Regions from separate parts of the Homo sapiens genome. Here region 1 is linked to region 2. A link is a loop called in an ENCODE intact Hi-C map of the cell type or tissue named here. Cell type or tissue: breast epithelium. All regions are shown on one strand. Links, peaks and the distances in the headings refer to the core of each region. The heading gives the core; the rest is flanking DNA. Region 1 overlaps FMNL3 (formin like 3). Region 2 holds the start of FAM186B (family with sequence similarity 186 member B).

What was found. Peaks named below come from ENCODE experiments on the same cell type or tissue, not always from the same donor. Only the 100,000 strongest peaks of a DNase experiment are listed, where the experiment ranks them.
Region 1: a loop joins it to region 2, with 27 times the contacts of the local background. A loop is called at or near these places in 2 of 110 quality-filtered maps.

What each region holds. Positions count from the first base shown.
Region 1 is chr12:49,669,804-49,685,171 of GRCh38, forward strand. All of the region lies in intron 1 of FMNL3 (formin like 3), which reads right to left. Among named protein-coding and RNA genes, the nearest start is that of FMNL3, 30 kb to the right of the region's middle. RefSeq lists enhancers at 3,715-4,413, 4,637-4,726, 4,777-4,856. In breast epithelium, for the core only: no CTCF peak of the experiment used is centred there; a DNase peak (open chromatin) is centred at 4,968; H3K4me3 peaks cover 519 bases; H3K27ac peaks cover 2,726 bases.
Region 2 is chr12:49,605,123-49,620,490 of GRCh38, forward strand. It overlaps FAM186B (family with sequence similarity 186 member B), which reads right to left and starts at 517. Exons shown (of 7, transcript NM_032130.3): 1 at 260-517. The coding sequence starts at 355. It also overlaps the pseudogene HIGD1AP9. In breast epithelium, for the core only: no CTCF peak of the experiment used is centred there; no DNase peak of the experiment used is centred there.

The DNA.
Region 1 (15,368 bases), core at 3,912-11,911, 66 kb after region 2:
CCTGGGCAACAGAGAAAGATTCTATCTCAACAAAACAAAACAAAACAAAACAAAACAAAACAAAACAAAACACACAAACAAAAAAGAATAAAGGCAGTCTGACACTTTAATCAGACCACTGTACCTGCTCCCTCGTAATCTTGAATCAAATATGATCGCCTACCCAAAGTGTCGCAGCTGCGTGATCACCCATGTGACTTCCCACAAATTCAGCTTCTTCTTAAGCATAGTGCCAGCCACCTAGAAGGCTGCCTCTCATCTTTCTCTCCTTTAACTACTGTCCAGGTTCAGCTCTAACTCCCTGGTAACCCAAGCATGACCACTTCATTTACCTCTGCCCAATTCTTGGCATCCTCATCCCTGGGGACATGAACTGTGTGCATCCAGGGTCCCTGAGGAGTCACATAGGCCCTGCATTATTCCAGAAGAGGCAAACAAATCCTAGAAGGAGGTCCTCTAACTTTCGATGGAACCAAAAGAAAATCCCAAACATTTATTCTGTCATATTATCTATTTATTATAAACATAACTCAGATATACTCCTAAACCAGCTGTATACTCATCTAGCCCCTAAAGTGCTGTGTCTATTTTCACCATCTCCAGCTCCCAATATGCATCTAGTGGGGGCAGTAAGGTGATAATAAACTTATGTGGAAGAGGTCCCAGGTCTGAGCTACAAGCCCAGCTACTGGCTGGAAACGAGGTCACTATAGCTCAAAAAGGAAGTAGGGTTGAAGTCTTCAGTTGGAATTTATACATGGAAGAATTTAGGACCAAAGAAGTGGGGCAGGTGAGAGAAACAAAGAAGGGGAAGAAAGCCCCACATCATACCTCTCCCCATGGTTCCTGCTGCACTATGCATCTGCCTGAACTTCCACAGGAAAGTGAGGCTGAGTCCTCCTCACAGTCTATGTAGGATGGATGGCAAGATGGTCAAACACAAGCCTGGAATGTTCTCTCTGAAACTACTTTGTTAAGGCCAATCTCAGCATACCCGTGTGGACAGCAGGACAGGAGCAAGAGGCCTCAACAAAACAAGGACTCAAGGTCAACCCAGAGTAGATCTCCTAACTCAGCCTAACTGTGGCCAGGCTGCTGCCAGATGAACTCAAGACAGAACTGAGCAGAAATAGTCCTCAGGACTGGCCCTGGCTCTGTGCATATCCTAAACACATCGCTGCCATCTGACCATTTCTCCTAAGTCTGTGCCATGAAAATAGTTTTCTGTTGTCTCCCCTGGAAGAAAGCTGCTGGAATGGAGGAGGGGGCAGCCTGTCACTGCTGTGGCAGACATCACATCCTGTCTATGCCAACTTCCTCCCTCAGCCACCCACTGTCAGCAGCTGTGGCTCATACTTCTCCACCAGGTGAACTGATGAGGAAACACTTGGTCCCCTCGGTTTGAAAAACTGGGCAAAGTCACCCCCTTGGGGAGTCCTGGCCTAAGAGCATGGAAGAGGCACAGCAGGGACCTGGTCAAACTCTAGATCCCCAGGAAGGAATGATCCCAAAGTATGGAAACGGGTGGTAGAGGCATGAAGTAGGTCTGACCATAGCCATATCCTCCTGTCTTGAGCTTTGGGTGGCACTTTCTTGACAGTGGTCTCAGACTTCTCTGCTTCTTCTGGGCTGAAGTGTGATAGGGAAGGAGGTGGGTAAGGGGAATTCCCCCAAGCTCCAGCATTCTCAGAAGAAACGGGTCACTGGCTGCCAGTGGGAGCCACCTGCCAAGGGGGCATAAACCAGAGCCTGGCCTGGACAGTTCTCTTCCTGCTAGACAAGGGCATCAGGGCTTTTGCCTCTACCTGATAATGTGTGTGAGTCTGGCAGGGCTCCAATGTCCTAAGGAAGCCTCTCTGCCCTTAGGAATGACAACTTCCTGAGTTCCGGGGACAGCAAAGTAGCAAATTTGACACAGTTCCGGTCTCAGTCAAAAGTTTGTTTCCTTGACATTTTTTCTTCAGTGGTTCCACAGACACTGTAGGCTCCCAGAAGGCAGAAGCTGAGCTAAGTTCTTGCTAACTCCTCATTGAGACCCTTGCTGAGCAGAAAGGAGGCAGTGGCTGTCTTGGAAAGGAGAGGGCACTAAATGTGGGTGAAGTCAGAGGGCCCAAGATCAACTTTGGGCTCTTCAGAGTTATGGAGCCTTGGTGAACGCATCCATAAACGAGATAATCTCACTACTTCACAGGGTTTTAGCTGAGGATTAAAAGATAAATATTTTATGTCTGTATGTGTCTGGAACACTGTGGGTGTTCAACACAGTCCCCCTCACCGCCTGCTTCCTCCCGAAAATCTTGTGTCATGTTCTGATGTCCGAGGGACCTGCCCTCTTGCTTCTAGGCTGTCTCTCTCTCTCTGCCTCCATCCCACCTTCAGCAATTGCTTCGCAACACTCTGACTACAGAGCAATCCATTATCCCTTCACTGATCCTGCTCTGGCTTCCTCTAAGACTAGGCGCCAATTTTGGTATCATTATCTTGAGGGGTGGGGGACATGGCAGGAGACTCCAAGGAAGAAGTAAGGGAGGTAAGTCACAGCCAAAACAGTCACAATAGGAGATGTGAGGAAAAGGGGAAGATGAACTCAAACTGAAAGCAACTCTGGGACCGATTCCTAAATCACAGGGAACCAGCAAAACATCTAATAATAAAAATCTATAATGGGAAGAAGCCGAAAGGCATGGAGCTGGTGCTTCTCCAGCAAGGCTGCTCTGTTTGCCAGTTTGAGGCCAGGCAAATCTCCCTGCACAATGGGGTGCATGTGAGCAAGGCCTGGTCCCTCCAGCAAGGTTTCCTAACTCTCCACCTGACCCCTGACAGCCCCAGTCAAGCCAAGGAGGGAGGCAGCTCTGGTGGCAGAGGTTCCCTTCCCTTTCCCACTCTGCACCCCCAGCCCAGTGAGCCCCTCCTCATTTCCTTCCCACTGCAGGGGAAGGGAAATGCCGGTAGGGTTTGGAGTTTCCTTCAAAGCTGTGAGCTCTGCTCTGGGACTTGCCCCTACTCTGACAGTCTTCTTGAGCCAGGCCTGGGGAAAACCCAAAAAACAGAAATAGGAACCACCAAAAATTCCCAACTGTTTTTGTTGGTCCCTATCATGATAAATCTTAGGAACAGAGACCAAAATGGCATAGCTTCGAGAGACAGGGAGAGAGACGTTTGTAATGTTCCTGGGAAAGAAACTGGAGGCTTTAGGGAAGCTCCAGCAGGGGCTGTTTGTTTTGAGCAAATACAGAAAGTGAGAGGTAGTTTTATTAATGTTTTCCCTCTTGAACCACCTCCCACCAGGTTTCCTATGGCTGTCTTCTCCCAAGTGTGGTAGCCTCAGCCCCCACACTCAGCCCATGGGGACAGGGAGTCCTGAGAAACTGAATCTAGAACTGCCCCACAGATTAAATGAGTGCTGTCCTGGGCACCACACACTTCTCAACGTGCTGCTGAGCCCCTGACCGCAGGTCCAAGTCCTCCGTGGCATCCACAGATCAGCTCATTGAGCAGATGAGCAAAGATGGAAAGTGGCAAGTGGACACAAAATTTGGGAGTCCAGAAGACTGCTGAAGGAGGAGCTGTAACACAGTGTTCCCACCCCATGTTCCCATGTTCCCACTAGGATTCCCCTCACAAACCAACAGATCTGCCCCAAGCCAGTGGCAAAGCAGGCAACACAAGGCACAAAGGCCCATTACTAGCTGCCAAAAGGACAGAGTGTAAGGAACGGCCTCCACATGTCTCTACTGGTGGGCAGTAGGCACAGCTGTGGCCAGTTGGGCCCTGCTCCCAAAGGGCAAGAGCCCAAGGAGGTGGGAGGTACCAGCTCCTGCTGCCTTGGCCCCTTGGCGGCCACAGCCAGTCCTGCCGCAGTAGCAGCTCCTAGACAATGAGAGTTATTTTCAGCCAGCACTTTAACACAAGCCAGCTGGCCAGTGAGCAGGGCGGGAGTCCTCCTCCACCCAGCCCGCCCAGACGGCAGGCCAGCCGGCCCAGCCCATTGCCTACACTGCTGCTGCCGCCGCCTCCACGTCACTGTTTGTTTATCTCATTGTTCCAGCACAGCTCCTTCTAACTCCCCTCAAAACTGCAATCCTTTGTAAAAGGGAATCAAAAAAAATCAGAGAGTTTGATCAAAGGTCCAAGAGCTAAAATTTTAAAAGGTCCAGACATGGGAAGTACGGCAGCCCCTCCAAACACCCACACTTTTCCCCAGCCTTGTGACTGGCTGGGGTAGCACAGGGGAGGAAATGGAACAGATGGATGGTCAGATCTCACTGCAGCTCTCACAGACCAAGGCCAAGCCTGGCTTCGCTGCCAACCTGGGGAGACAAAGCTCAAGACTGCTCTCCTTGCTTTGACTCCCTCCCATCCTCCTCTCCAGAGCTCGGGTTTGGAGAAGATAACTTGAAACAGACAGCCTGAAATGGGCTGAGTCAACTATGAAAGGTTCTGGGCAAAGATCTATATCCTGTGGCAGAAAGGAAATCACAGAACAGTCAATAACACTTGGCCAGAAGGACAGGCAACCCCCTGCCCTGCCTCGATAGAGTAGGGGCAAACACTTCAGCTGTACCACCCCACCACCACACCAAAGCACTCAAGAATATAAAGGATGAAAGGCAGCAGTTACCTCCCTGGACTCTAGGCCTCCAGCCCTGGTCCTGCCAAACTCTACAGCCTCCCCAGGGCAGCTCCCCATTACTACTCATCTCCTTCCTTATGTGACCCCACACACAGAAGCATGTGAGTACAAGTCTAGCTACACAGCTTTCTCTAGGCCCCAGCTGCCCTCTTAGACATCTGAACAAATTGCTTAGGTACCACATGACAAAAGGCATAAGAAAAATGGGTGCTCCTTAAGTGTCTGTAGTATCTTAGATCTGCCTTGCAGGTTTTGTTCAATTGAAGCTACCACTCTGGTGATGAGCTGCCAGGGAAAAGCCAGCTCTCACAGGCTCGGAACCATGTCTGGAGAACGTGCTTTTGTGGTCACTGAGGACTCTGTAACCAGAAATGACTTGCTGAGCAGTTACGGGCCAAGTCCCTGAGCAGCCTGGAAGAAAAAGAAATGGATTCACCAGATGTCTCTGGTTGAGCTCTGCAGTTCACACCAGGGAAGTCAGATGAAGGAGAGGTCCTAAAAGGCCAGCATCATTCAAACAAAGAGATGGCTTTTTCTAAATACAATTATACCCCCGGGGCCTCTTCTTCATCCTAGAGAATTCCTCCACCGGATCCTGAGAAGGCAAAGGATATTGGCCATGTCCCCAAAGTTGGTAAAGCCTCAAACTCTTTCCTCTGCCACACTGTTGGCCTCATACCTGACATGAGATAACCTCTGCAGGTAACCCTGAGGTCCCCAAACCCTGATTAAGGCCACCCTTTCTGGCCTGCCCAGTCAAAAAATATACAATCTCCGATAGGAGCTTCTGTCAGCGCTTCCCAACTGAGCACCCAGGCCCTAGTAAAAAGCTACTGCCACAGCAACTTGATCTGTCTATTGGCTCCTCGGCCCCTCCTCGTGGTTAGCCAGACCCACACACTCCCCAGTTACGCAGAATGGAAAGTATTCTGCTGGGGGCAGCTTATTTTCCAAAGCCAAGGAGTCTTGGGGCAGAGCCTCGCATTCTCCCTGCAGCCAACCAACGACCTCCCTCTCTTCATGAGGTTCTGTCCTCCCACCTGGGGAGCCCAATGGGCAGTGCTACCTCTCAGAGGACACAATATTTCTGGGGTCACAACTCCCTTTCTCCTCATACCAACAGGCCCAGTGAGTCTCCCTCCCAAGGTCTCTCATCTATATTTGCCCTTCCATTCCCACTGTCATCACCTGGGTGGGCCGTTACTGTTCACTTGCCGCCCTCTGGGATAAGCTTCTAGCTGGCATCCCTACTTCCAATACTTTCCTCCCTGCCATCCTGCACATGAATGAAACTTTCAAACTTCCAAGCACATAAGATAAATCATGTTTCTCCTTGGTTCAGAAATCTTTTTTGACTCCTTATCATTTATATGAGAAAACCTGAGCTCCTTGGCCTATTGTTCTTAGCATCTTACAGTAAGAGCTTCTGAGGTAAGATTCTCTCCAGGCTGGCCCCAGCTTCTCTGACCAGCCTCATCCTCTCCCACTCTATGGAATCTCTCTCTCCTGGGACAGCCACTCTTCCCATTCCTTAACCCTAGGATTTGCTTGTGATTGATGTTTCCCCAATCTGCTGACTCCCTACCTACTACCTACTACCTGACTTAAAATCCAGTAGCTCTATGACTACCCAACCTAAAATAATCAGCCCCTCTCTTGAGCTCCAAGCATAATCACATTTAAAGAATAAAATGGCAGAGACCTGCCTGTTATCCCCCAACCTCTTCTCCTCCTCCTCCTTAGTAGTGAACCTCCAACGCTGAGTTGGACACTTGACAGCCTAGAATTAATATGTTTGTCAGCTTCCCTTGCATTTAGGTATGGCTATGTGATCATGTGGGATGTAAACAGAAGTCGTGTGCACAACTTCTGAGAAATGTCATTAAAGGGAGGGAATATAACCTTCTTTTCTCCTTTCTGCTTCTAGCTAGTTGGAATATAGACAGTGGACGAACCTTCAACAACTATTTTAGACCATGAAGTGACCTTGGAAATGAAATCCACATGGATGAAATAACAAGAGAGAAAATACCAGGACACTGATACCATGGACCTTTAGCACAAATTGAATGTTTCATAGTGGGTTTTTTTTTTTTTTTTTTTTTTTTGCATATGCTTTCTCTATTCACAACTAGAAAGAACATAAACTCCTTAAGGGTAGGGGCCGTCTTATCCTTCTTTGAATCATGTGCAGGTGCTTAATAAATAAGTGATTGATCCTGCTCCTACCACTCCTACCACCAAGTCCCTTATTTGGTCTCCTGGTTAACTGGGGAAAGGGAGGATCCTTTAACTTTTTACCACTGTCCTTACTATTTCTGAGTTCTCTTATCTATAATCTGTCTTATGTCCTATAGCACAAATCACTTTATATATTGCTTTCCCCTCAGCAAACTCCTACTTTTCATTCTGAGTTTCAACTTCAGTTTATGCCATAATCTAAGCCACTTCCCTGCTCTTCTCTTTAACCAGACTCATCTTCTTATAACCTGCTAGAACACAGGCTTCTGAGAACAGGAATCACCATCAGCTTGTTTAGCACTTTAATAGGTGAGCAATAAAGATTGGGCAAATCGAATTTCTCCATTCGTATATTCCTTCTGTCCCTAAGTTTTCTACTCCATTGTACCCCAGAGAGATTACCTCCTTTCGAATTGCCAGCCATGCTCCTCCTCCAATTCACAACAGGTGAAATCTACCATCTCTAGCAAATCCTTCATAAATGACAGTAGTAACATCCACTCCCCTAACAGTGTCTCTGCACATTTACTAATTACTTTTAAATGTGTTCATGGAATTGTGACTTATGGTTAATGTTTCTTCACCTTTTCTTGGACAATCAATATATATGTTTATCATAAATCTCAGTGACCCTCCTAGAGGCACACATACAATGTAGTGGTTAAAGCACTAACTGTGAAGCCACACTACCTGGGTTTGAATCCTAGCTCCACCACTTACTAGCTGTGTGGCTTTGGGAGAGTTATTTAATCTCTGCAAGCCTCAGTTTCCTCACCTGTAAAATGGAGGCAGGAATAATAGTACTTACCCCATAGTGTTGCTATGATGATTAAATAAGTTAATATATGTAAAGCATTTAAATCAGAACCTATATAGTAAATATTACACATAATGCTACCTATGTTTTTTCAGTTTGGTTTTTTATTCAACATTTAGCTGGGAAACAACTCTATGTCAAGCACAAGCTAGAATTTGGCGATATCAAAATAAATAGGGTATGGTCACTACATTCAGAAAGTTCATATCCTGAGGAAAGGTATACATGCAAATCAGGGGTCAGTATAGACAGCATTGCTGTGAAAGAGGCACATACACTACTGTGGGATCCCAAGGAGGTAACATCTAATTAGACTGTGGAGTCAAGTAAGGTGTAAGACTTCCTGAAAGAAATGTCACAGGATTTATTTTATTATTATTATTTTTGAGATGGAGTCTCGCTCTGTTGCCTAGGCTGGAGTGCAGTGGCACGATCTTGGCTCTCCGCAAGCTCTGCGTCCCAGGTTCACACCATTCTCCTGCCTCAGCCTCCCAAGTAGCTGGGACTACACACATCCGCCACCATACCCGGCTAATTTTTTGTATTTTTAGTAGAGAAGGGGTTTCACTGTGTTAGCCAGGATGGTCTCGATCTCCTGACTTCATGATCTGCCTGACTCGGCCTCCCAAAGTGCTGGGATTACAGGCGTGAGCCACCGTGCCCGGCCTATTTTATTTTTTTTGAGACGGAGTCTCACTCTTTGCCCAGGCTGGAGTGCAGTGGTGTGATCTCGGCTCACCACAACCTCTGCCTCCCGGGTTCAAGTGATTCTCCTGCCTCAGCCTCCCAGGGAGCTGGGACTACAGGCGCGCACCACCATGCCCAGCTAATTTTTGTATTTTTAGTAGAGACAGGGTTTCACTATGTTGGCCAGGCTGGTCTCAAACTCCTGACCTCGTGATCCACCTACCTCAGCCTCCCAAAGTGCTGGGATTACAGGCATGAGCCACCACACTCGGCATTATTTTTATTATTATTTTTATTTTGAGACAGGGTCTCACTTTGTCATCCAGGCTGAAGTGCAGTGGCACAATCTTGGCTCACTGCAGCCTCGACCTCCCAGGTTCAAGTGATCCTCCTGCCTCAGCCCCTCAAGTAGCTAGGACTACAGGTACTCATCACCACACCTGGTTAATTTTTGTATTTTTAGTAGAGACAGGGTTTTGCCACGTTGGCTAGGCTGGTCTCGAACTCCTGGACTCAAGCGATCCACCCACCTTGGCCTCCCAAAATTTTAAGACTACAGGCATGAGCCACAGTGCCCCACCTTGAATTAGTCTTAAACATCAAGCGGGAAGGAATCAGGCAAAGGCAAGAGCAGAAGGGAAGATGGTGATATTCTAGGCAAGGAGACAGTATTTGCAAATACTGGCAACACAAAACACCATTACAAATCCAGGAGTCTGTAAGTGATTTACTACAAAGGCATGAAAGTATGTATAAGGAAATTACAGCAGGCAGAAAAGTCGGGTGATAAAGGATATGATGAGCTAAGTAAGTAGGTGGCATAAGTAGGATAATAACAATAATAACACTACTAAAATGAAAACAGTAATAATGAAAAAAGCTAACATTTATTGACAGAACTGCGATAAGCACTCTATATGAATTATCTCATCTAATTCTCAAAACAATGATATAAAGTCCTATGAAGTAGGGACTATCATTATCCCTATTTTACAAGCAAGGAAACGAAGGCTTGGAAAGGCCATGGAACTTGCCCCGCATCACAAAGCAAGCATACGGTGGATCTGGGATTTGAACCCAAGTCTGACCCCAAAGTCTAAGCTTTTAACTCCTCACAATGTCTCCTCTGAGACAATGAATCGTATTAGCCCTTCTTTGCACCTTTCCAAATTGTATGCATCCTTCAGGACCAATCAGTACCATCTCAACCTTCCTCATGGAACCTCTCCCAAACAACCCAGATCTCTGTGCATTCCTTCCTCTGAATTTCTGTGGGTTTTCTGCCCTAACCTCCCATTAGCACTCATATTCAATCATTCTTGGAACAGCATTTGTGTCTTTTTTTTTTTTTTTTTTTTTTTTTGAGACAGGGTCTCACTCCATCACACAGGCTGGAGTGCAGTGGCAAGATCTCGGCTCACTGCAGCCTCGACCTCTTGGGCTCAGGTGATCTTCCCACCTCAGCTTCCCCAGTAGCTAGGACTGCAGGCACACACCATCATGCCTGGGTAAATTTTTTTGGTAGAGACAGGTTTCACCACGTTGTCCAGGCTGGTCTCGAGCTCCCAGGCTCACGCAATCCACCCACTTTGACTTCCCAAAGTGTTGGGATTACAGGCGTAAGCCACCACACCCAGTGACATTCATGTCTTCTATGTACCATGCACTGCGCCAACTGGGGGACCTGTTTTGCCTTGCGATAACTCTTGTATTTACAAACAAGGGGGAACCTGAAGCTTATAAACATCTACTCTGGGCCAGGATGATGCTAGACCCTTCAATTGCAAGATTTCATGGAAAAGTCACTTCTCTCTCATATTGTTATTCATTTTTCACATTTTATATTATTTCCTGAACTAGAATATAAGCTCCTTGAGGACTTTGCCTTGAATACACTTGTTCCTAGCAAGTATGCCTGGCACACAGAAAAAGCTTAATAGATAGATACTCTGGGCTGCCCAAAGAGACAGCAGAGGCCATTTTGGGGGGCAGCACCCAGTACACTGGCCTAGGGCCCAGCTCTGGCTTTCCAGGAGTCTCATGACACATCTAAGAGCTTATTATAAAGCCATAAAACTTAATGAATCCCTTCCTACTTCCAGACACATGTGGGAGGGCATGACCCCTGCTTTATAGAAAGATAAACTGAGGTCTGGCACAGGCACACATCTGTCACAAGTTGTATCAGCTAGGGAGAGGCTCTACAAGTCCTGCCTTTCCTTGCTTTCAAATGGAGGTACATCCTCAGCGCCTCAGTGCTTCTATCCTCTTTTGGGAGGAATCATAATAACCTCAGTCTGCTCTAGATCCATGAGCTGTCCTCCCAATGTTGTCCCCTCTCACGCTTTGAAGGCTAGAACTTGACATAGAGGTCTAGGCTACCCACAGCCCAATGCTATTTTTGAGTTGTTCCAGCTTTTTTACATCTCGTTTGATTGTACAGCTAGGAAAAAACACCTCTTTAGACTTAACCTTTTGAGAGTTCCCTCCCCACGACCCAAATCTTCTCTGCTTCTTGAAATGTCTGATGTCCTAAGTGTTATATTCACTCAAGAACACGGATGAAAAACATTACTACTCATCTTTTATATGCCAGGCACTTTTCTCACATTCTCTCACTTACTATTCTCAATAACCACTGAGGGAATTAAGAATCTGAGACCAACTGGCTCAAGGTTACACAGAAAGTAGCAGGACCCAAATTCAAACCCAGACGTGTGGCCTCCAACATACAAGGTTTTCTACCATGTTCGCCCATCTCCTTACAAAGAAAACAAATCTCTTTTTCTAACTTGAGAAGGTCCAACTTGATTTATCTGACTGGCTTTGGTTGATCATTACACAATGCTTCCCTATTCTGCACAACTGAGTGAAACCAGCTGAACCAAGTATGAGTATGTGTGCTGAACATCTGAAGTTCAAGGCTTCACAGAGTAAGAGAGAGACTGTGCACAGTACAGATGCAAGGAAACTTGTCCTCTTGGACACAACCTAGTGACAAATTCTTACATCTGAGTAGCATTTTATTTTATTTTTTGAGACGGAGTCTCGCTCTGTCGCCCAGGCTGGAGCGCAGTGGCGCGATTTCAGCTCACTGCAAGCTCCGCCTCCCGGGTTCACGCCATTCTCCTGCCTCAGCCTCTCTGAGTAGCTGGGACTACAGATGCCTGCCACCACTCCCAGCTAAGTTTTTGTATTTTTAGTAGAGACAAGGTTTCACGGTGGTCTTGATCTCCTGTCCTCATGATCCACCCGCCTTGGCCTCCCAAAGTGCTGGGATTACAAGCGTGAGCCACTGCGCCCTGCCTGAGTAGCATTTTAAACTTTCCAGTACAGCACAGGCTTTGGAATCAGGGATGACTGGATTTGAATCCTGTTACTTTTCACGAGACAGTCAGAAAGTTCTCACTCTGCTGCCCAGGCTGGAGTGCAGCGGTGCGATCATAGCTCCCTGCAGCCCCAAACTCATGGGCTCAAGTGATCCTCCCACCTTAGCCTCCAAGTAGCTAGGACTACAGGCATGTGCCACCACGCTTGGCTAATTTTTTTTTTTTTTTGTAGAGACAGGGCCTCGCTATGTTGCCCAGGCTGAACTTGAACTCCTGACCTCAAGCAATCTTCCCACCTTGGCCTCCCAAAGTGCTAGAATTACAAGTGTGACCCACCGTGCCCAACCAGGGAAAGTTATGAAACTTCTTTGAACTTCAGTGTCTTCATTTACAAAATATGGATAATATCTGCCTCTTAAAAATGAATAAAAGGGATTTTGCACAGTGCCTGGCGCAGGAGAAAGACCCTGTAAGTGGTAACTGGAATGACCTACTCCAGGAGTCACATTTGACTCAAGTTAGCTTCTAAGTACATACGCAAAATACAAATACAATTTCAACCTTTTTTTTTTTTTTTTGAGACAGAGTCTCACTCTGTCGCCCAGGCTGGAGTGCAGTGGCTAGATCTTGGCTCACTGCAAGCTCTGCCTTCCAGGTTCACGCCATTCTCCTGCCTCAGCCTCCCAAGTAGCTGGAACTACAGGCGGCCACCACCACACCCAGCTAAGTTTTTGTATTTTTAGTAGAGACGGGGTTTCACTGTGTTAGCCAGAATGGTCTTGATCTCCTGACCTCGTGATCCACCTGCCTCGGCCTCCCAAAGTGCTGGGATTACAGGCGTGAGCCACCGTGCCTGGCCCTCATACTATTTTTTTTGAGACAGAGTACAGCAGCATAACCACAACTCACTGTAACCTTGAACTCCTGGACTGTTACAATCCTCCCACATCAGCTTCCCAAGTAGCTGAGACTACAGGTGTGTGCCATCATGGCTGCCTATTTTAATTTTTTATTTTGGTTGAGACAAGGTCTTGCTATGTTGCCCAGGCTAGTCTTGAACTCCTGGTCCCAATTGATCCTCCCGCCTTGGCCTCCCAAAACATTGAAATCACAGGTATGAGCCACTCTGCCCAGCCTAATTTCATAGTACTTTAAAATATATAAAAGAGTATAAATGTATAGTTGAATAGTATAGGTTAAACATACGTAAAGTATGATTCCCTCATCTCATGTGATCTAATAATTCTGTAGGTTAGAGCAGTTGTACCCTTGCCCCTTCAAAAGATAAAATCAAGAAACCAACAGCCACCCAGGGGATTCACAGGAAAACTGAGACCAGAACTTAGTGAAATGAAGTCGACTCACTAAGCTGCTCTGCTATTTGAGCAGCTGAGTGATCTGGGACAATTCTAACCTTTTGGGGCCAGGGTTTTGTTATCTGTGGAGAGATATGGGAGAGATTTTGCCAGGTTATCTCTAGTGTTCCCGCCTCATCTCAGATTCCTCACTTCCCCTACTGTCTCCTAACTTCCTCGGGTCCACTTCTGCCACAAATCTGTTTTTGGCCCCCTCAACTAACTACTCTTCTCAACAACTGTGCTTCTCTCCTTGTGACCTTACATAAGTCCTAGGAGTTGTCCCTCCCCATCACTGAAGGGCTGTGCTGTGAGACTGGAGAAAAGCTCACATTTTTATTGACAGTAGGCATAGATGACTCTCAAATATGTATTTCTATCCCAGACTTCTCCTTTGAGATTCAGCTTTAAATACTCAACCCCCATTAGACATTCCACCCAGACTTCCACAGGCTTTGCAACCTCATGTGTCTCAAAGTGGCCTCATCACTTTTCCTTCTAAGGTATTTCTTCTACTGTGTTCCCTTGTTAGAGTAGTTAACTCTAATCTAGCAAGCTAGAAATCTGGGTGCCATCCTCAATGCCTCCCTTCTCCCTCACCTCTATCCTCACAATGTAAAATCTAATCAGCCATCAAAAATTGAAATAAAATCTAATCAGTCATGAAAATTTAACTATTTATTAATAGTTAACATTTATTTGACTGTCCCATCATCTCCATTGTGCAAACTGGTCCCAGTTTAGGCTCCCATCATCACCACCACAGAGCCAAGGCCTTCCACTCAGCTGCCTACCTCCAATTCTGGTTCCTTCCCATGGTTGCCAGACTGACCTACCCACAACTCACAATCTGACTATGAAACACATAAAGCACAGTCTCTTCCACATGGCATTCAAAGCCCTCCTTACCACTTGAGCCCTGCCTCCCACGAGTCTCTGCCTTACACTTTACACTTCAACGGCACTGAGCAGCTCTGAGAGGGTTCTCTGAACACATCATGCTGTCTCAATTTAATGCCTCTGCTCATGCTGTCCTCTCTACCTGGAATGCTTTCTTTTCCAAACTTCTGTCCTATTCCTAAATACCCTTTTAGCCAGCAGAGATTTCCTTCTCTGGGCAATATTCCCCAAGCCCCACCTCTCTACTGTGCTCTCCCGATGCTTCCTGCATCTCTACAGAACTGCACTTAGACAGCTTTATGTTATAATTACATGTTTAATGTGTTTGTCTCCCCCTCTAGACTGAACTCCTGGGGGCAGGATGACTGTCTTAGTCACCTTTCTCCAGCTCTTAACACAATTCTAAGCACTTGCTGAGTGCATGAGTACTAGGCTACACTTGCTGAGTCTTTGAGGGCTGCTATCTTGCCCCCTCTCTGTTTCTAGGCAGGGAAAATGACACCTTAACCATTCTCAGTTCACCACCTCAGAGGCCCTCCTGAGTGCTGATGTGATTCTTTAGCCGCCCTGCCACAAAATAAGGCTCTCTCTGCCCTCTTGCCTCCAAGACAATCAGAAGCAGCTGGTAGTGCTTTTGTACTGTTATGACACCAACTTGACATTTCCCTGGATCTGTGGGCAACAAGTACTAGATGCTTTCTTTACAATTCTTGGAAAGAATCAACTGAGAAGCCAAATTCTACTGGACATTGTCTAGCTGGTTATCCTCTAGCTTCTGAGATGATGCTCAAAACTTTTAACAAGGACATTCTAGAGAAATGACAGATAAATGCTTTGGGACGCCACCGCGACCTGTTGCCCCATAAATGCACAAGAGATTCTTAATTCTTTAGTCAGCCACCATGCCAGCAATAATTAAACAAGCCCAAAGGGAGCAATTCATAGCTGCTATTGGACCATCAATCTGGAACTCATGACAGATGCCATCAGAAAATAATCTGCAGACGTGAGCACTTCATGAGGGAGCAGATTCACCAAGTGTCCTGCCTGCCAAGGGCCTGAGGATAATGAGTGCTTATATGAGGTTGATTCTGCTGAGTGGCAAGTAAAAACAAAATAACCACAACCACAAACGAGAAGTCTGTCCAAAGTAAGGGGCCCAAGCATACTCTGGACACAGAAGGGGTCCAAACAAAGATGCTCTTTCCTGGTCAGATATCTCTGGCCCATCCATTCTAGAACATTGTCTGGGCCTCACTTCAGGGCTGGCATTGAAATGAGAGGAGTATGTGATCTCAAGTCTACGAAATGAGCCCATATAACAGCAACTCTACCACCCCAGAGTTCAATAAAATCCCAGGAGCACAGGTCTCAACCTCAGCTGGTGTATGATGGTTTTACCCTTG
Region 2 (15,368 bases), core at 3,044-11,043:
CCTCAGGGCTATCCTCGAGCTTCCTGCCCCCTTCCCGGGCCCCAGCCCTGCCTCAGGCGGGTGGTTGCTTTCAGCTCACCCTGTATATGCCAAGTTTAGGAGAGAGATAATTTATACTAATCTGTCTGCAGACCCAGGTTGCTGAATATCCCAGGGCCTCTGAGGACCCAGAGCTGGAATCTCACTCAAACCTGGGATCAGCCCCCAGTCTCCGCATCAGATCCCAATGTAAGAGTGATTCCTTCATCTCAGGGGCTACCTCTTGAGCCCGAGTTAGCTGGGCAGCCTCAATCCTCAGGATGATGGCTTTCACTGATGTGGGAGTCACCAACTGTGGGGGGTCATCCTTCTCCATTTTGGATCACTCTGTCAGTCACAAAACATCCTGTGTTTCTGGTCCACAGGCCTGGACACACAATGTTGCCTGCTTTGGAGGTTAAGGGCACCAGGGTGTCTCCTGGGTACCCTCTGCCCAGGCACAGCTCCTCTGGTAACTGCCAAACACCAGGTTCCAACTGATCCTCTTTTCCCCAGTGACATCATCAGTTTGATTAGAAGAATTAGGAGATGAGACTCCCCACTATCTAGCTTTTTGTCCATTACCTAACATATATTTACTTGACTTGTTGCCTTTTCTTTTTTTTTTTTTTTTTTTGAGACGGAGTCTCCCTCTGTAGCCCAGGCTGGAGTGCAGTGGTGTGATCTCGGTCACTGCAACCTCCACTTCCTGGGTTCAAGTGATTCTCCTGGCTCAGCCTCCTGAGTAGCTGGGATTACAGGTGCGTGCCACCACGCCTGGCTAATTTATTTTTTGTATTTTTAGTAAAGACGGGGTTTCACTGTGTTAGCGAGGATGGTCTCGATCTCCTGACCTCGTGATCCACCCACCTTAGCCTCCCAAAGTGCTGGGATTACAGGTGTGAGCCACCGTGCCCGGCCTACTTGTTGCTTTTTAAAAATTACTAAATGTTATGCTCCCAAACAAAACATTAATGTCTACAAATAAGAAAAAGCAATTAGCAAAAGTTATTTTCCTGAATAAAATATTTTAAATTTGTAAAAATTAGAGCCAATCAATAACCAAATGGAAGCCAGGCTCAGTGGCTCACGCCTGTAATCCCAACAATTTGGGAGGCTGAGGTGGGAGGATCACTTGAGCCCAGGAGTTTGAGACCAGCCTGGGCAACATGGTGAGAGCCTAGCTCTACAAAAAAATTTAAAAAATAGCCAGGCATGGTGGCGCATGCCTGGGATCCCAACTACTTGAGAGGTTGAGATGGGAGGATCACTTGAGCCCAGGAGGTCAAGGCTGCAGTGAGCCATGTTCACGCCACTACACCCCAGCCTAGGTGATAGATACCCTGACACACACACACACACACACACACACACACACACACACACAAACATACAGAGGGAGGAACATCCCATAATGCTAAAGATGTCAATTAATAAGGAGAACATAATTCTAAATGTGTATATACCTAATAACATTGCTTCAAAATACATGAAGTAAAAAGCTTCCAGAACTGAAAGGAGGAATAGGTAAATCCAAAATTATAGTTGGAGATTCCAGCACTTCTCTTGCAGGAGTTGATAGAAGTAGCAAAAAATAAAAAGTATAGAGGTTTTGAAAAATACTATCAACCAACTTGACTCCATTGACAGTCATAGAACACTTCACCCAACAACAGGACACATATTATTCCCTACGCATATGGAACAATGATCATATAAACCATAATTTGGGCCATAAAACAAGTATCAATTACCCTAAGAAGTCTAAAATAATACAAAATATGTTCTCTGACCACTATGGTATTAAACTATAAATCAATAATTGAGAGATCTTTGGAAAATTCCCAAATATTTTACAAATTAAGCAACATACTTCCATATAACCCTGAGTCAAAAAAGAAATCACAGGGAAAGTTATGAAATACTTTGAACCGAGCAAAAATAGAAACATATCACAATTTTGAGGATGCTGCCAAATCAGTGCTTAGAGGAAAAAACTAGAAAAGGAAGAACAAAAAAACCCAAAATAAGCAGAAGGAAGGAAATAATAAGAATAAGAATAGAGACCAATAGAAAACAAACAAAAATAGAAGAAAATCAATGCAACTAAAATCTGATGTTTTGAAAAGATTAATGCAATTGATAAAACTCTAGCCATATTTACCAGGAAGAAAAGAGAGAAGACAAGCTAACAATATGAAGAATAAGAGACTACAGACTCTACAGTGGGAATAATATGAGAGAGCAATATGAAAAACCTTTATGCCAATAAAGTTGGTAAATTAGATGAAATGGGCAAATTCTTTAACATACGTAACCTATCGATGCTCACTAAAGAAAAAAAAAGCTTTGAATATCCGTAAATCTACTAAAGAAATTGGATTCATAATATAAAAAACCTTTCCCTCAAAGAAAACTCCAGCCCCAGATAGTTTAATTGGTGAGTTCTGCCAAACATTTAAGAAAAAAAAGATACGGTTCTATAAAAACTCTTTCAAAAAATTGAATAGTAAAGAACACTTCTCAAATCATTTTATGAGGTTAGCATTATTTTTATTTTATTTTTTAATTTTTTCTGAGACAGAGTCTTACTCTGTTGCCCAGGCCAGAGTGCAGTGGCGTGATCTCGGCTCACTGCAACCTCCACCTCCTGGGTTCAAGTGATTCTCCCACCTCAGCCTCCCTAGCAGCTGAGACTACAGGTGCGTGCCACCACGCGCAGCTAATTTTTGTATTTTTAGTAGAGATGGGGTTTCACCATGTTGGTCAGGCTGCTCTCAAACTCCTGACCCCAGGTGATCCACCCACCTTGGCCTCCCAAAGTGCTGGGATTACAGGCATCAGCCACCGCACCCAGCTGAGGTTAGCATTATCTTGGTACCAAAACCAGAAAAACATGACAAGAAAAGAAAAAAAAGTACTACAGACTAATATTGCTCACAAATATAGACATAAAAGAAAATGAATTGATTGGGAGGCTGAAACAAGAGGATTGCTTGACTGCAGGAGCTGAAGTCCAGCCTGGGCAACTTAGCAAGACTTCATACCTTAAAAAAAAAAAAAAAGTTGGCCGGGTGCGGTGGCTCATGCCTGTAATCCCAGCACTTTGGGAGCCTGAGGCGGGTGGATCACTTGAGGTCAGGAGTTCAAGATGAGCCTGGCCAACATGGTGAAACCTTGTCTCTACTAAAAACATAAAAATTAGCTGGGTGTGGTGGTGTGCACCTGTAATCCCAGCTACTCTGGAAGCTGAGGCAGGAGAATTGCTTGAACCCAGGAGTCCTGGGTTGCAGTGAGCTGAGATCATATCACTGTACTCCAGCCTGAGTGACAGAGCAAGACTCCGTCTCCAAAAAAAAAAAAAAAACCAAAAACCTTTTTTTTCCCCAAGATGGCAGATTTGGGGCTGTTAGTGTGCCTCAGTCACTTGGAAATTGCAAGGTAGTGCATAAAGATCAACTCTGTGGGCTTTAATTCAAGAAAGAAAATGGGAATCCAACAGAATCATGAAGAACACCCTAGGTCTCAGGGAGGAAAACAAAGGCAAACAGCCCCCGTGATGGCATTTGGCTCATAAAAGTGAGTGAAGCCCCAGTACATGAGAGAGGCAGACAGGCTCTTTCCATCCAGTGGAAAGGGCACTTTGGGAAAGTGCCCTTTCCACTGGAGATACAAGCAACAGAGGCCAAGGGAGAGCACTTTGTTTCTCCCAAGTCCTGGAGGTAACTTGAGAAGATATTTGGAGACACTGAGAAGGAAAGACACTGGGAAAAGCTGTAGGCATTTCCCAGGCCCAGGATGCCACTTTTAATCCAGGCATACAAAGTTAGTCATTCTTTGGCGACACAGTAGCGTGGCCACACAGGCATTTTAGTCTTGGGCCAGAGATTGGAGTGCCTGCTCTCGAGGTGCATAGAGGTTTCTACAGCCAGAATTGTAGAAAGCACCTTGCAGTAGGTGCTGGCAATGTGCTCTTCCCTGTCACAGGACTGGGGTGGGAAAGGGACTGCTACAGCTGTGGTTTCTCCTAGGCAACAAGATGCAACCAGGGTCAGCTTGGTGACCTGTGGACTGGTCTGAGTGAGTTATTGCTTGGTATGCTAGACTGTTCTCCTGAGATCATGGTGCAGTGGGGCCCTCTCAGCTCAACACTCAGGGAGATCTCCAGGCATTTGGAGCACCCACTCACCCAGATCAGCAGCCTGAGCTGCCCTATCCTTCCTGTGCAGACACTCTAGTGAAGTGGGGCTCACTCTGCTCCACACCCAGGCAGATCTTCAGGAATTTGGAGCACCTGCTTGCCTGCATTTGCAGTCTGAGTTGGCACACCCTTCCTGTATAGAGACCATGGTGAAGAGGCACCCTATCCACCCCATGCCCAGACAGATCTCTAGGCAGTCGGAGCATCCGTTCACATGAATTAGCAGCCTGCCACCCCACCCTCCCTGTGTAGAGATTGTGGTGCAGCAGTGCCCTCTGCATTCCACACTCAGACACCTGGAGCATGCACTCTCCTGGATTAGGAGTTTAGGCCACCCTGGTTCCTTGTGCATAGAACTTGGGGCCAAGGAGGTTTCCCAACTCAACAACTAGCAACACCTCTGGGCACTGGGTGGCAGCCCACTGGATTCTCCCTTGGTGTTGGTGCTGTGCCTGCCATTGAGGGACCTGTAGACAGGCCTGCTCTGGTCCAGCCCCACTCATCTTACCTCCTGGGACTGAGCAGGGAGCTCAAGCCACTGTGCATTCCATGGATCAGCCCATTGCCTGAGGCAACAGAGAGCTTCTGCCAGTAAACAAGGATCAAGAATATACCCAGCCACGCTGGCCACAGCTGGCTCTTACTTATAAGTGCCATCTACTGGCCTGTACATCAAACCACACAACCCAATATAAAATCTGCTGATAGTATACAAGGCTATAGAAGCAAAGCCAAAAGACCCAATCTAATATTCTCTACAGTCATTACCCCCTAGGCAGGGGAGAGGGAAAGGGAAGGTGGAAAAAAAAAAAAAACCGATATTATAGGGAAAGAAATAAAAAGAAAAAAATTCTGTCCCCCCACACACAAATTAGAATTGCCAGCATCTCCAGATGAGAAAGAACCAAAGCAAGAATTCTGGCACCATGAAAAATCTGAATGTAGTGACACCACCAAAGGATCGCACTAGATGTCTAGTCCTTAACCAAAATTGAAACTCAGAAATGACAGATAAAGAATTCAAAGCATGGATTGCTAGGAAACTCAACAAGATCCAAGACAAGGTTGAACATCAACCTAAAGAAACTTCTAAAGCAATCCACAAAATGAAGGAATAGATAAACATCTTGAAAATAAATCAGTCAGAGCTTCTGGAATTGAAAAACAGGCTGGGCGTGGTGGCTCACGCCTGTAATCCCAGCACTTTGGGAGGCCGAGGCGGGCGGATCATGAGGTCAGGAGACTGAGACCATCCTGGCTAACATGGTGAAACCCCGTCTCTACTAAAAATACAAAAAACTAGCCGGACACGGTCGTGGGCGCCTGTAGTCCCAGCTACTCAGGAGGCTGAGGCAGGAGAGTGGCGTGAACGCGGGAGGCAGAGCTTGCAGTGAGCCAAGATTGCGCCACTGCACTCCAGCCTGGGCGACAGAGCAAGACTCCATCTCAAAAAAAAAAAAAAAAAGAAAAACTCACTTAAAGAATTTCAAAATACAATTGAAAGCTTTATCAATGACTGGACCATGAGAAGAAAGAATTTTGGAGCTTGAAGTTTGGTCTTTTGAACTAACCTAGTCAGACAAATATATAAAAAAGGTAATTTTTAAAAATGAACAAGGCCAGGCACAGTGGTTCATGCCTGTAATCCCAGCACTTGAGAGGCCAAGGCGGGCGAATCACTTGAGGCCAGGAGTTCGAGACCAGCCTGACCAACATGGTGAAACGTTGTCTCTACTAAAAAAAAAATTAGGCCAGGCACAGTGGTTTATGCCTGTAATCCTAGCACTTTGGGAGGCTGAGGCAGGTGGATCATCTGAAGTCAGGAGTTCAAGACCAGCCTGGCCAACATGGTGAAACCCCATCTCTACTAAAAATACAAAAATTAGACAGGCATGGTGGTGGGTGCCTGTAATCCCAGCTACTCAGGAGGCTGAGGCAGGAGAATTGCTTGAACCTGGGAGGCAGAGGTTGCAGTGAGCTGTGATCCCACCACTGCACTCCAGCCTGGACGACTGAGCAAGACTTCATTTCAAAATAAAAAAATACAAATACAAATACAAAAATTAGCCAGGCGTGGTGGCATGCACCTGTAGTCCCAGCTATTCAGGAGACTGGGGCATTAGAATTGCTTGAACCCAGGAGGCTGAGATTGCAGTGAATTGAGACTGCACTGCTGCACTTCAGCCTGGGCAACAGAGCAAGACTGTGTCTCAAAAAAATAAATAAATAAAAATGTAGGCCGGGCGCAGTGGCTCACACCTGTAATCCCAGCACTTTGGGAGGCCGAGGCGGGTGGATCACGAGGTCAGGGGATCGAGACCATCCTGGCTAACACAGTGAAACCCCGTCTCTACTAAAAATACAAGAATTAGCTGAGCACAGTGGCATGCACCTGTAGTCCCAGCTACTTGGGAGGCTGAGGCAGGAGAATCGCTTGAACCTGGGAGGCGGAGGTGGCAGTGAGCTGAGATCATGCCACTGCACTCCAGCATGACGAAAGAGCGAAACTCCATCTGAAAAATAAAATAAAATAAAATAAAATAAATAAACTTCATAGTTGAAGGAGAAATAAAAGCTTTTCCAGACAAGCGTGCTAAGGGAATTTGTTACCACTAAACTAGCCTTACAAGAGATCCTTAAGGGAGTTCTAAACATGGAAATAAAAGAACAATACCTGCTACCACAAAAATACAGTTAGGTGAATAGCTGACAGATTCTATAAAGCAACTGCATAATAGAAACTACAAAGCAACCAGCTAGTAACTTCATGATAGGATCAAAATCTCACATATCAATATTAACCTTGAATGTAAACAGTCTAAACGGCCCACTTAAAAGGCACAGAGCTGCAAGTTGGATGAAAAAACAAGACCTGTCTGTCTGCTGTCTTCAAGAGGCCCATCTCACACATAATGATACCAACAGGCTTAACATAAAGGGTTGAAGAAAGATCACACAAATGGATCTTTCTTCAAAAAGAGCAAGGGTCACTATTCTTAGATAAAACAGACTTTAATCCAACAAAGTTTTTTTTTTTTTTTTTTTAAAGGGACAAAGAATGGCATTACATAATGATAAAGGAAGCTTGTCCAACCTGTGACCCATGGGCTGCATGTGGCCCAGGACAGCTTTGAATGCAGCCCAACACAAATTCATAAACTGCCTTAAAACATTATGAGGTTTTTTTATGTGTGTTTTTTTTTTTTAGTTCATTAGCTATTGTTAGTGTTAGTGTATTTTATGTTTGAGCCAAGACAATTCTTCTTCCAGTGTGGCCCAGGGAAGCCAAAAGATTGGATATCCCTCTCAGATAAAGGATTCAATTCAACAAGAAGACTTAACTATTCTAAATATATATATGCACACAACATTGGAGCACTTAGATTCATAAAACAAGTACTTCTAGACCTACAAAAAGACATAGACAACCACATAATAATATTGGGAGACTTTAACACCCCAATGACAGCATTAGACAGATCAACAAGGCAAAATACTAACAAAGAAATTCAGGACTTAAATTCGACACCTGACCAATTGGACCTAATAGACATTTACAGAATACTCCAACCACCAACCTCAGAATATACATTCTTCTCATCTGAACACAGTACACACTCCAAGATCAACCACATGCTTGGCCATAAAGCAAGTCTCTATAAATTCAAAAAAATCGAAATCATGCCAACCATATTCTCACACCTCAGTGGCATAAAAATAGAAATCAAAACAAGAAGATCTTCAAAACCACACAATTACATAGAAATTAAACAACTTACTCCTGAATGACTTTTGGGTAAGCAATAAAATTAAGGCAGAAATCAAAATATTCTTTGAAATAAATGAAAACATTCCAAGAGGAATGTTTACAGCACTAAATGCCTACCTCAAAAAGTTAGATCTCGGCCTGGTGCAGTGGTTCACGCCTGTAATCCCAGCACTTTGGGAGGCCGAGGTGGGCAGATCACGAGGTCAGGAGATCGAGACCATCTTGGCTAACATGGTGAAACCCCATCTCTACTAAAAATACAAAAAATTAGCCGGGTGTGGTGGTGGGCGCCTGTAGTCCCAGCTACTCAGGAGGCTGAGGCAGGAGAATGGCATGAACCTGGGAGGCAGAGCTTGCAGTGGGCCCAGATCATGCCACTGCACTCCAGCCTGGGCGACAGAGCAAGACTCCATCTCAAAAAAAAAAAAAAAAGTTAGATCTCAAATTGGCCGGGCGCAGTGACTCATGCCTGTAATCCCAGAACTTTGGGAGGCTGAGGTGGGCAGATCACTTGAGCTCAAGAGTTCAGACCAGCCTGGGCAACATGGGAAAACCCCATCTCTACAAAAAATACAAAACTTAACCAGGCATGGTGGCATGTACCTGTAGTTCCAGCTACTTGGGAGGCTGAGGCGGGAGGATCACTGAGTCCAGGGAGGTCAAGGCTGCAGTGAGCTGTGATCACACCACTGCACTCCAGCCTGGGTGACAGTGAGACCTTGTCTCAAAAAAACAAAAACGAACAAAATAAGAACTGGCCGGGCGCGGTGGCTCACACCCGTAACCCTAGCACTTTGGGAGGCCTTGGTGGGTGGATCACCTGAGGTCAGGAGTTCAAGACCAGCCTGGCCAACATGGTGAAACCCCGTCTCTACTAAAAATACAAAACATTAGCCAGGCATGGCAGCGGGTGGCTGTAATCCCAGCTACTTGGGAGGCTGAGGCAGGAGAATCGCTTGAACCTGGGAGGTGGAGGTTGCAGTGAGCTGAGATTGTGCCATTGCACTCCAGCCTGGGCAACAAGAGTGAAACTCTGTCTCAAAAAAAAAAAAAAATTAAAAAACAAAACAAAACAGAACTACCATTCAACCCAGCAATCCCATTACTCGGTATACACCCAAAAGAAAATAAATTGTTCTACCAAAAAGATACATGCACTCATATCCATCACAGTGCCATTCACAATAGCAAAAACATGGAATCAACTTGATTCCATGACATGACCACCAACAGTGTTTTGGATAAAGAAAATGTGGTCCATACACACCATGGAATACTAGACAGCCATAAAAAATAATGAAATAATGTCCTTTGCAACAACACGGATGCAGCTGGAGGCTATTATCCTAAGCAAATTAATGCAAGAATAGAAAACCAAATACCACGTGTTCTCACTTGTAAGTGGGAGCTAAACATTGGGTACTTATGGCCAGAAAGATGGCAACAAAAGACACTGGGGAGTACGGGAAGCAGGAGGGAGAAAAGGAGGAAAGGGCTGAAAAACTGACTATTGGGCACTGTGCTCAATATCTGGGTGATGGGATCAATCATACCCCCAACCACAACATTCACGCAATATACCCATGTAACAAACCTGCACATGTACCCCCTGAGTCTAAAGTAAAAGTTGTGGGAGCTAAGCTATGAGGACACAAAGGCATAAGAATGATGCAATGGACTTTGGGGACTCAGAGGAAAAAGTGGGAAGCGGGGTGAGTGATAAAGGACTACACACTGGGGCCGGGCGCAGTGGTTCACGCCTGTAATTCCAGCCCTTTGGGAGGCTGAGGTGGGCGGATCACGAGGTCTGGAGATCGAGACCATCCCAGCTAACAGTGAAACCCCGTCTCTACTAAAAATATGAAAAATTAGCCAGGCGTGGGGGCGGGTACCTGTAGTCCCAGCTACTCAGGAGGCTGAGACAGGAGAATGGCGTGAACCCAGGGAGGCAGAGCTTGCAGTGAGCCAAGTTCGTGCCACCACACTCCAGCCTGGGTGACAGAGCGAGACTCCGTCTCAAAAAAAAAAACAAGACTACACATTGGGTACAGTGTACACTGCTCAGGTGATGGGTACACTTAAATCTCAGAAATCACCACTAAATAACTTATTTATGTAACCAAACACCATCTGTTTCCCAAAAACCTATTGAAATTTTTAAAAATTAAAAAAAATTATGATCACAATTACAAATGGAAAAAAGTAAAAGCTGAATTTATTTAAAAACAACAACAAAAGAAAATGAATTGAAAGCTACTGACTAGACTAAAAAGTATTTGCAAACATGTATTTGATAAAGGAGTTGTATCCAGAATAGATAAAGAGCTACTACAACTCAACAAGAAGACAAACAACCCAAGATTCAAATACACACATCACGAAAGAAGTTATACAAATGGGCCAGGTGCAATGGCTTACGCCTGTAATCCCAGTACTTTGGGAGGCTGAGGTGGGTGGATCATGAGGTCAGGAGTTTGAGACCAGCCTGACCAATATGGTGAAACTCCGTCTCTACTAAAAATACAAAAATTAGCCGGGTGTGGTGGCACCTGCCTGTAGTTCCAGCTACTTGGGAGGCTGAGGCGGGAGGCTCACTGAGTCCAGGGAAGTCAAGGCTGCAGTGAGCTGTGATCGTGCCACTGCACTCCAGCCCGGGCAACAGAGCAAGATTGTGTCTCAAAAAGAAAAAAAAAAAAGAAAATATACAAATGGCAAATAAGCACATAAAAAGATTCTCAACTTATTAGTCATTGCATTAGGGAAATACAAGTTAAAACCATGAGATCCCAACTCTGATAAGAATGAGTCAGATGATAAAAAGTGTGACAATACCAAGTGTTGAGGAAGATTTTGGGAAAGTGAAACTCTTATATGGTATATTGCCGGTGGGAATGTACAGCCACTTTGGAAAAGAGTTTGGCAGTTTTTTTTTTTTTTGAGATGGAGTCTTGCTCTGTCGCCCAACCTGGAGTGCAGTGGTGCAATCTCGGCTCACTGCAACCTCCGCCTCCCGGGTTCAAGCGATTCTCCTGCCTCAGCCTCCCAAGTAGCTGGGATTACAGGTGCCCGCCACCATGCTCGGCTAATTTTTGTATTTTTAGAAGAGATGGGGTTTCACCATGATGGCTAGGCTGGTCTCGAACTCCTGACCTCAGGTCATTCACCTGCCTCGACCTCCCAAAGTGCTGGGATTACAGGCGTGAGCCACCGCACCCAGCCAGCAGGTTTTTAAAAAATATGCATTAGCATATAGCCCAGCAATCCCACTCCTAAGTATTTAAATATTTATTATAAAACATATGTCCACACATAAATCTATACAGAAGTATTGATAAACCTGAAAAAAACCCAAACACAACAGTCCATCAACTGGTGAATGGATAAACAAATTGTAGTATGTCCGTGTGATGAAATATACCACTTCACATGACAAAGGAATGAACTACTGACACATGCAATGACATGGAAAATTTCAAAAGCATTATACTAATGAAACAAGCCAGATACAAACTCCTACAAACTATATAATTCCACTTATATGAAATTCTAGGAAGGCAAAACAATAGTGATAGAAACCAGATCAGTAGATGCCAGAAGCCAGGTCAGCAGGGAGGAGACTGACTGCAAAAGGGCACAAAGGTTTTTGAGTAAAGGAAATGATGATGGTGATGGTCACATGACTGGATACATCTGTGAAAATTCATTGTATTGTACACTTAAAATTGCCATTATATGTAAATTACACCTCAATAAAGTTGATTTTTTAAAATGCAATGTTTTGTAATGCTCGAGACTGTGGAGGGATTGTGGGCAACCAGGGCAAAGGGCTAGCAATTAGGAAGGTACTGGAGGGTGTTAGGAAATAACTCTTCTTCCTTTGTCAATGGTGAGTCTCCTTTATTTGCATACCCTTTTCCCCTGGGACTGGGATGCTCCCTCTTGTAGACATTAGTCCTTCTTAGCCCCTCTCACACGAGCAGCTTGGTGGCCGGCTACAACACCTTCACCACAGTTCAAAGGCCATAGTTTGGTGATCGCTAGCCCGGGAGAGATGTTTACAAACTTTAAAACAAACAAACAAAAAATCACCCAACCCCTTCTCAAGCAAAGCTGTATGCAGACCCTCACTAACCAAAACAAAAGCAATATTTTGGCTGGACATGGTGGCTCACGCCTGTAATCCCAGCACTTTCGGAGGCCAGGGCAGGCAGACGGCTCGAGCCCAGAAGTTTGAGACCAGCCTGGGCAAAATGGTGAAACCCCATCTCTACAACAAATACAAAAATTAGCCAGTGTGGTAATACATGCCTGTAGACCCAGCTACTCAGGAGGCTGAGGTGGGAGGGTCACCTGAGCCTGGGAGGCAGAGGCTACAGTGAGCCGAGACCACACCACTGCACTCTAGCCTGGGTGTCAGAATGAGACCCTGTCTCAAAAAAAAGCAATATTTTATTAGTACACATTTACATTATAAGTTTAATTTCATGATAGCTTTCTATTATAAAGTCATTTAATGTCAACAAGCCTGTTTTCATGAACCCAGAAATTTGATATTCATATGTATATTTTTAAACTACTATTTTAAAACCAGTTAAAATATACTTAAAGTTTCTGGGTAAAAAATGGTAGATTGAACATGAGCATCCAAATTTGTCCACTGAAAACCCATGTAGCCAAGGGATTTTTAAAGGCATAAATCCATAAGGACAGGGAAACAGGAGAAGAGACGAGCAAAATATTTTCAGAAGTGGAAGCCAGATGGATGAGAGATTACTCACTTACACTAGAGAAGGACAGATCCTAAGGCAGCGGCAGAACTCTATGGCAAATGGAATTGGTTGTGCCAGACCAGAGATGGGCAATCTCCTCTGTCTGACCACACTGAGAAGGAAAACCTAGGAATGCTGACATCAGAAGTTCCCAGCCAGATCACTGTGCAAAGAAGCTCATGACTGGCCGGGTGTGGTGGCTCACACCTGTAATCCCAGCACTTTGGGAGGCTGAGGTGGGTGGATCACAAGGTCAGGAGATTGAGACCATCCTGACCAACACGGTGAAACCCTGTCTCTACTAAAAATACAAAAATTAGCCGGGCGTGTTGGCACGTGCCTGTAATCGCAGCTACGCAGGAGGCTAAGGCAGGAGAATCACTTGAACCAGGGAGTTGGAGGTTGCAGTGAGCTGAGATCACGCCACTGCACTCCAGCCTGGCGACAGAGTGAGACTCCGTCTGAAAAAAAAAAAAAGAAGCTCATGACTGACAAGCCCATCCATGTACCACCTGAACAGAGAACAAATGCTTCCAGTCAGCTTTTAGGTGACCCATCCTTAAGTGTGAGCAGACAACCAAGGAGTCTAAGACCTCCAAGAAAAGAATCTAATATAGAAGACAGAGACCAAAACAAAAGAAAAAGAAATTTGGAGCAGAGATTATGTAGAGAAAAAAAAATGACAGAACTATCAGTAACAGCTTCTGAGATAAGATAACCCTGAAACAAAATATGCTATAAAAAGGACAATTCGGAGAATAAAAATAAAGTGAAAGTGATTAAAACCTTTAAAAGATGGAAAAACTCAGAAGAATGGGAAGATAAAGTTGAGGAAATCTCCCAGAAAATAAAGTAAAAAAGATGCAAAGCTAGAGAGAAAAATAAGAAATTAGAAGGACCAGTTCAACAGGTCCATTGTCCAAGTAATAGGAGTTCCAAAAAGGAAAGAATAGAGAAAATAGGAAGAAATCACCAATAGGATGATTCAAGATTATTCCCCAAAAGTGAGGGGCACTGAGTGCCCAGCACAATGGAAGATAATAGCCACTCACCAAGACATATCACTGCAATTTCAGAACATTGGAAACAAGAAGTTCAGAGAGGGGAAAAGTCACCTAGAAAGGACAAGGAATTAAAAGGCTTCAGACTTCTCATTCTCCACAGCAGTGTCAGAAGCTAGAAGACCATGTAGCAATGCCTTCATAATTCTGAAGGAATTCATTACCCAGCCAAACAACCAATCCAAGGGTCACAGTTGAAAAATGACAACAGCAAAAACGCAAAGTTCCAAAATAATTTACTGCTCCCTTTCTCAGGAAGCTTCTGGATGATGGTCTCCTCAAAAAAGCGGGAGTATTATAAATCAAGAAAAACACAGGCACAGGTGGGGATCAGAAGCCGGTTGGTGTGTGAGGGGGTTTTCTCGCTCTAGGGAGATTATTCAAGCAATCACTGTGTCAACAAATACAGATGTTTCCCTTCATATGATGAAAATCTAGGGATCCAAACTTATTTGAAAAGCTAAAGAGGCACCATTCATCCCCACTGGAATGGCAGGTTTTGCAGCAATTGTTGCATATGTATTATACAAACTGAAGAGCAGGGGAAATACTAAAATGTTGCATCATCTGATCCACATGTGTGTGGCAGCCCAAGGCTTTGTTGAAGGAGCAATGACTGTTGGTATGGGCTATCATTCCATGTATCGGGAATTCTGGGCAAAACCTACACCGTAGAAGAAATGCTATCTTGGTTTTGTTGGAGGAGCTTACTTTAGTTAGACATCTCTTTTTTTTTTTTTTTTTTTTTTTTTTGAGATGGAGTCTTGCTCTGTTGCCCAAGCTAGAGTGCAGTGGCACAATCTTGCTCACTGCAACCTCTGCCTCTCGAGTTCAAGTGACTCTCCTGCCTCAGCCTCCTGAGTAGCTAGGATTACAGGTGATCGCCACCACGCCCAGCTAATTTTTGTATTTTTTTTTTAGTAGAGACGGGGTTTCACCATATTAGCCAGGTTGGTCTTGTACTCCTAACCTCAAGTGATCCACCCACCTCGGCCTCCCAAAGTGCTGGGATTACAGGCATGAGCCACCGCGTCCACATCTCATTATTGAAGCTACATATTAATGATTAAAATAAACTATTTGAGTGGGTTCAGCTGATAACACGGCATTGTGAATACTGGCCTTCTTTCTTGCAGGCTTGATTTGCCTGGTGACTGAATTACTAGTGACTAGTTTACTAACTAGGTCATTCAGGGGAGTCAAATTAACACAAAAGAAACATGTCACCTAAAAGATGGTGTTGAAATGTCCACCTTCTTAAACTGTTAGGATAAAATTAGTTCTAAAGAAGATAGCAAACCAACCCTGAAGTACTCCTAGTTTGCTGCAGAATCTTGCATGTTTTGGATGTTATATGAGTTCTATTTGCCCCAGTTAATTTAACTTTTTTCTGCCTGTCTTGTGGACTGGCTGGCTCTTTTAGAACTCTGTCAAAAAAGTGCATGGAGGCTGGGCGCGGTGGCTCACACCTGTAATCTCAGCACTTTGAGAGGCCAAGGCAGGTGGATCACGAGGTCAGGAGATTGAGACCATCCTGGCTAACACAATGA